2 separate regions of the Mus musculus genome follow, and region 1 is linked to region 2. The links are chromatin contacts, found by POLR2A ChIA-PET in ENCODE. All regions are on one chromosome and are shown on one strand. The core of a region is the stretch at or near the end of the contact, and the rest is flanking DNA. Distances in the headings are between cores, read along the strand shown. Region 1 holds the start of Pip5k1c (phosphatidylinositol-4-phosphate 5-kinase, type 1 gamma). Region 2 holds the start of Gadd45b (growth arrest and DNA-damage-inducible 45 beta).

Evidence for each region. ChIA-PET counts read pairs that join two places held with the same protein, here RNA polymerase II (POLR2A).
Region 1: POLR2A ChIA-PET joins it to region 2 with 15 read pairs in embryonic stem cell. The contact joins the promoter of Pip5k1c here to the promoter of Gadd45b in region 2. POLR2A ChIA-PET finds 5 or more read pairs at or near these places in 3 of 5 experiments (Patski and embryonic stem cell).

The regions. Positions count from the first base shown.
Region 1 is chr10:81,291,547-81,294,856 of GRCm38, reverse strand. It overlaps Pip5k1c (phosphatidylinositol-4-phosphate 5-kinase, type 1 gamma), which reads right to left and starts at 1,894. Exons shown (of 18, transcript NM_008844.3): 1 at 1,705-1,894. The coding sequence starts at 1,798. It also overlaps a transcript of Tjp3 not described here.
Region 2 is chr10:80,928,734-80,932,303 of GRCm38, reverse strand. Gadd45b (growth arrest and DNA-damage-inducible 45 beta) reads right to left here and starts at 2,213. Exons shown (of 4, transcript NM_008655.1): 1 at 1,945-2,213; 2 at 1,755-1,856; 3 at 1,053-1,275; 4 at 100-771. The coding sequence starts at 1,988. The coding sequence ends at 658.

The DNA.
Region 1 (3,310 bases), core at 645-3,144, 360 kb before region 2:
CTTCTGGGAAGCGGGGTAGGCCTCACTCTTCCTGCCTTTGACCTCCAGTCCCCGTGTGGCTGGAGACACCGACACTGGACACCCACCCTGTTCACGTGGAGGCAGGTATGCAGTTGGTGGTAAATAAATGCAACTGACTCCTTTAAGGCAGTGCTTCACAACCCAAGGTCAGAGCAGATCCAGATGGCTTCCCCATTTTACAGGTGGGGACACAGCAGGGAGTCTGACGGGAGGGTGGGACTCACCAGCAGCTATGGGATTCTGTGTGGATGACTAACAGGACTCTAGGCAGGAAAAGGAACTTCCGGGAGAGACAGCCCCTGGGGGTCAGTCAGGCACAGGTTTGTCCAGAGTTCGGTGACAGACCCTGTCTGCTCCAGCTAGTTTGTCGGCCCCCCTACCCCCCCCTGTGACGAAAGGCTCCATACAGGGACAATGTTTGTGGACTCTGTCGTGGGAACTGAGTGCCCGGAGCAATCAGGTTTATGGCCACTAAGGGCCCTGCTGTCCCCTGCACAATTTCTCCAGCATGGCATGGGACACCAGGTGACAAGCCCAGAAGGGCAGGTGGCTGGAGGCTAGAAGCAGGTTAGCTACCAGGTTCCCAATGGCATAGAAAAAAAAAGCTGAGCGCCTGGGGTTGAAGACCCCTGGCTCCCTGGCTCCTCCTTCCCTCCTGGTCTTCCATGAGGACAGCGAGGGAGAACCTTGGAAGCCTAAGTGAGCCCACAGAGACCTAACTCAGCTGTCAGCCACAGAGCACTACTGAGGGAGCCTAGAGTTCTGTGAATCCAGAAAGTTCCTGTGACCTCCATGGAGAAGGGAGTGTTCTGTTCTCTTTCAGCTGTGCATCCCGACCGCCCTGCATACAGACTGCAAACCCAGAGATGCTGCTCTTGACAAGGAAGGGGACACCAGGAAGCTGGGTGGCCCCACAGGGTCCAGGGAGAAGGGACTGGGAGGTTGGGGGATTGACGGGTCATCTGCTCACCCAGCCAGGACAGAGAAGACACCTCAACATCATTCCTTTATCCTTCCCCAGCCCGAATTTTAGAGGGAGGTAAACTGAGGCCAACATATCGGTGATCAGTGATGTGTAGCAGGGAGGGACCAGAAGGTGACAGTTGCAAGATTGACAGCCCAGCAAAGGGGGTCGCATGGAGGACACACTCGCCCTTCTTTGCCAGGCAGTGTCCGCAAGTGGGGTCCCCCATTAGAATGAGGGTGCTCCAGCATTCCCACACACTGTGGAGAAGCCACTCGCCACACACTCAAAGGGGCAGATATGACTTGCTTGTCTCTATCCCCTGCAGCAAGAAAACGGGTTCCCTCTATCTCCAAACCGGAGGACCGCTTCACTGCTACCGCATGCATCTAAAAGAGGCTCGCTGCATGCACACGCTGCCAGGATAAAGAGCCGCACCCACGCCCGCCTGCAGCTCCACCGTGTCACCCAAGGACCCTAAAATGGGCCGAGCGCTGCAAGCCCCGCATCCCCGGGTGGGGCGGTGCAGCCTCCCCGGCCGGAACGCTGATGCCCCCTCCCCCGCACACGCAATGGGAGAGCGCGTGAACCCCCGTGCCGCGCTTGAGAATGGATCAGCCCGGCAGGCCGCACCGCAGCGCGAAGCAGGCGGTCGAGACCACGCGCCACGGCGGGGGAGAGGGGCGAGCCCATCGCAACGACCAGGGGGATCGCATTACCTGCCGCCGCCCCACTCTCCGCAGACCAGGCCGCTTCCGCCGTCACGGCCCCCGCTTCGGCGCTCTCCGCCTCGTCCGGCACCTCTAGCTCCATGGCCGAACGCTCCGGCGGCGGCGGCGGGCCCGAGGATGCACCCGAGCTCGGCCGCCGCCGCTGAACAACAAGCGCCGCCTGCACTACAGGGCGGAGGGAGGGGGCGGGGCCCGGGCGGAGCCTGGCGTCGACGCGAAGCTCCTAACCAATTGGATATAAGGACTGGGCTTAGGGCGGCACACACTCAAGGGAGTTGCGAGCGCCCTCCGGCGTCCGGTGCAGGAAGAAACGTGTTCACGTGCGGTATGGGGGCGGAAGGCGGGGCCTCAGCAAAGTGAGGAACCTGACCAATTAGGTAGCAGGGGTGGAGCTAAAGTGAAGTACGACTCACCAGCGCCTCCAAGCGTCCATAGAGGGATGAACAGACCAGCTCAAACAAACCAGAGCGTCTGCAGGGGACCGAGATGGGGCGTGGTCTAGAGTCTACTACAGCCAATCGGATATCAAGGGGCAGAGCCTAGACATGAGGCTCAGGGGCACCCTAGGCGGACACTACACGGAGGCAGAGGCAAGCTAATCTAAGACTAGCCTGGTCTACATAGCAAGTTCCAGCCTAGCCAGGGCTACATAGGTGGGACCCTATCTTTGAAAAAACAAAACCCCAAAACTAAAACCAACAAAAAACCCACAACTGGGCAGTGGTGGCACACAGCTTTAATCCCAGCACTCTGGAGGCAGAGGCAGGTGCATCTCCAAGTTTGAGGCCAGCCTAGTCTACGAGATCCAAGAACTCAGAAATCCTCCTGCCTCTGCCTCCCCAGTGCTGGGTCTGAGTTATCCTCAGCTATATATTGATTTAAAGAGACCAACCTGGGCTATAGGAGTGTGGGCGTTAAAGAAATTTATTACATATATTAGAAGTGTATTTTACTACTGTCATTTTATCGCTTTACAACATAAGTTATCAATAAAAATAAGCATATGTCATATTGCAAAATAATAAGATGTATGTAATATATATTGTTTGTTGTGTTTTTGAGACAGACACTCCAGTCTGAGCTTCCTCCTTGCTAGGACAGGCGTGGACCATCCGTTAAGACAATTGCATCAGAAAGAGCGCTTTGGTGTGTGGTGTGGACAGAACTTGACTTAAGCCTGGGCTTCCAAAGTGTGGTCACTGGAGCCCAGTAACAGCACCTTCTGAAAGCGGGTTAGAAGCCTGAATCTGAAGTCTTCTTGCCGCAGGAACTAAGATGGGGTCACCAACTCCTCCAGCGATATGGACACCTGATAAAAGCTGAGATCTCTTTGGGCATCACAGGAAGGAACTAGGTCAGGAGTGCTCGAATTAAGAGGAAGCAAAGTTCAAAAAAAAAAAAAAAACCAAAAAACCAAAAATAAAGTCTGAAACTGGAAAGTCACAAGGGGTCAGGTGTACAGACAGGGAAGTCAATGCCAATAGAGTAGATAATGATCTTGGGTGTGGCTAAAAGGTGTGGTATGGCCTACAATTCCCCAGTGAGGGGGCTGGGGACGTAGTCAGGGGTGGAGTTCCCGCCTAGAATCCCATAG
Region 2 (3,570 bases), core at 964-3,463:
TGAGCTCAGAGCTCCTAACAAGGGTTGGTGGCCCATGGCGCGACACAGGGTAGGCAGAAGGGGCCGGTGGGAGCGGGGGTAAAATACAACGAGAACACGAAGGCTTAACGAGTTTATTGGAATGTCTCTGTAGTAGAAATTTTTAAAAATATGCAAGCGATCTGTCTTGCTCAGCACAATATTAAAAATAGATGTGCTGTAGCTGCGAAGTCCCGGGCTCGAGTCCCGGGTCCCGCGGCGAGGGTCGTCGCCCTCCGCTGACTTATGCACAGTTCACTGTCCCGCAGGGTGGGGGACGCCTCACCCCACCCCTGCGGCGGTGTCCAGACCGTCTGCGGCTGCGAGCAGAGGCTGGCTGCAGGACTGCCAGGCCTTGGCTCTAAAGTCTCAGTCTCCTCTTGCCTGAGGTGCCCTCCTTCCGACCTCGGCGACCACCTGTGGTGCTGCTCCTGGCTCCACAGCCCAGAGGGCGGGCGGGCGCACGTGCCCCTCTCCTCATCTCAGTCTCGGTGACTCCGCCCCTCCCAGAAGGTATCACGGGTAGGGTAGCCTTTGAGGGATTGTTCTGGGGGATGAGGGGGCTGTCAAATATGTATTTTATTTACTTTTTTTAGGGGACAGCAACTCGACAGTTGCTTTAGATGTTTGGAGTGGGTCTCAGCGTTCCTCTAGAGAGATATAGGGGACCCATTGGTTATTGCCTCTGCTCTCTTCACAGTAACTGGCCACCTCCACCAAGCCTTGGCTTTTCCAGGAATCTGTATGACAGTTCTGTTGGAGGGAGAAAAAGAAGGGTTTAGTGGGAGTTCTAGGAGTTAGGTAGGGAGCCTCTGTTCAGCGCCAGGGGCCCTACTGGGGAAAAACAGGCTGGCTCAAAATAGCTGCCAGGGTGACTAGGCAGCCCACGGGACATGCCAAGCATGGCTGGGCACTGAGCTGGTGCTGGACCAGCCAGCCCAGCTATGTTGACAAACACGGGACCCAGGTGACCAGGACGGGTGGGTGGGGCGGGGAGAGAGAGAGACAGAGACGTGGGGGGGGGGAGGGCTCACCGTGACCAGGAGGCAGTGCAGGTCTCGGGCTTCGGTTGTGCCCAATGTCTCCGCCGGCTCCCCCAGGAGCTGCGCCAGCCTCTGCATGCCTGATACCCGGACGATGTCAATGTCATTGTCGCAGCAGAACGACTGGATCAGGGTGAAGTGAATCTGCAGAGCGATATCATCCTCCTCTTCTTCGTCTATGGCCAGGAGGCACAAGACCACGCTGTCGGGGTCCCTGCAGGAGAGAAGGAGTGTCAGGGGGTCGTCAGACCAGGAGCGGGTGTCACCGTGCACGGGGTGGGATAGGGGGATATGAGCTCCAGGAACCGCAGGCGGGAAGGGTGGACAAGACCCATCGTGCATCAGGAGTGTATATAAGAACAGCCCCCCAGCCGCAGTACTGCACGGGTGCTGGGGTGGCCGACTATGCAAATACTGATGGCGGTGGGGGAGGAAGCACATAGTCCAAAGTTACTGGGGTTGCCTTGTCAAAACAAAAAACACAAAACCTCAAACTTGCGAAGTCAGGGTTCTGCAGCGACTCTCTTTCCTCCTCCCCAAAAAAAATTCTCTGAGAAATGTCGCCCTCCACTCCCCAAAACCGAGAGCGCTGGGAAAGTCCCCCAAAGCCCCGAGCCCTATAGGGATGTTGGAGCGCGCGTGCATCAGAGGGGCGCCCCCACCCACGCCCGAGAAAGGGGGGTGCTGACTCACACATTCATCAGTTTGGCCGCCTCGTACACCCCCACGGTGAGGCGATCCTGACGCTGCGCGGCCACCAGCAGCTGCTCCACCGCGGCAGTCACCGCCTGCATCCTAAAAGGCCAAATGGGGAGATTAGCCGATGACAGCCCCGCAGACCTCAGGCGGCGGGCGAGAAGACCTCAGCCTCTGTTGTACTCACTTCTGAACCGCGTTGTCGCTCGCCACCAGCTCTTCCAGGGTCATGATGCAGTCACACTCCACAGCGGACCCCCACGGAAGATCCCCAAGAGCAAAGTACAAGTCCAGATACGAACCCAAGAGGCAAAAAAACCTTCCCGTGCGACCAGAAGTGTCGGAGGCCTTCCGGAGGCGGTGGGACTTCCCTTCCCAAGAAAAAAGTAGGGGTAAAAAGAAGATTGCAAAATCCCCCTCGAAATTAATCCAAGAAGACAGAGATGAACGCAGACCCAGGGTTGCTGCGGAGTGAGCGCGCGGGCGCTGCGAGCGGTTTATATGACTTCCCGGGTGGAGGCGTGGCCACTGGAGGCATGCGCTTTCCACCCATTGGTAGATGCACAAAGGGCCGAGTATCCCGCGCTGAGATTGGCTGGAGATGGAAAGGGCGGAGCTCGGAGCTCCGGCGGCCCCACGTGGGGGTCAGGGCTGGGAGGAGCGTGAACGCCAGCAGCGGCGACAGCTAGAAAAGCCAGAGAGCTCTAGAGAGAGAGCTCTAGAGAGAAAAAAAAAAAAAAAAAAAAAAAAAAAAAAACCACAGAAGTTTCTCTCCTGATTTCCCGGCAGCCGCGCTACGCAGGCCGCGCGCGGGGTTTCCAGCGCGAGAGGCTGGCCTGAACTTTCGGGGAGGGCTGTCTGGAATCCCCTCGCTGTCCCCGGAGAGTCCCTAGCCTTTCCCAAGCTCTGAAAGAAGGGATGTGCATGCGCCAGGAGGCTTACTAAGTGTTCTGCCGGCCTTGTAGAGTTGGAGAGTGTTTAAATAACGTCTAGGGTATACAGTAAACGTTTGGTAAGTTTGAGGACGGTGGGATCCTCTCCCCAAAGTGAGAACTACCAAGGCACCCTAGCATCGCCAGCACGAAGGTGCTTTGAGAACGCTCAGCCCTCTAAGGCCAGGGTCGCGGGAGGAGAGGCACACAGGAAGCTTCCTAGTGGTCGTGGTAGGTGGCTTGGCGGTGCCCCAGGGGTCCTGGCTGCAGAGCACTAAGGGATCGCAGGGGGAGAGATCCGGAACCCTTTCTCCCTCCTCCCGGCACCCCGAGAATTTCACGTGTGCACGGGAGGCGCAGGTGAAGAGCCCTCCAGACGCTCTGCGGAGTGACCCTGCCCCCTGCCGGCTGCCTCACCGTCTATCCTCAGATCGATTCGCCACACTTAACCCCTGAGGGGGAAGCCAAGTGGCAAAACCCGAAGGGTACTGACCCGGGGAGAGGTGACTGAAAGGCAGCCGCTCTTATGTCCCTGGCATTTTTGTAGTGCGTAGCATGAAGCACAAGCCCCTTCTTCCACGCGTGTCATTTATCTTTCCAAGATTTGTCAGGCAAAGGAATTGATATCTGCATTATGCAAAATGGAAACTGAGGCTTCCAAGGGCGTTCCAAGCCACAGCTTGAGGGCTGGTAGTCGACAGCAAGGACACGAGCGAGGCAGATAGACCCGCGTGGGATTCTCCCACGGTGCACGGGGGCTCCCGGTGAATCACCCTGAGTCGCCTCCTCCGCCAGCCTGGGTCCTGGCCTCGGCCGCGCGGCTCGGTTCCCCGGATCCCCGGATCCCCCGATCCCGGGTCTGGTGACGCATCCTGCTTCCT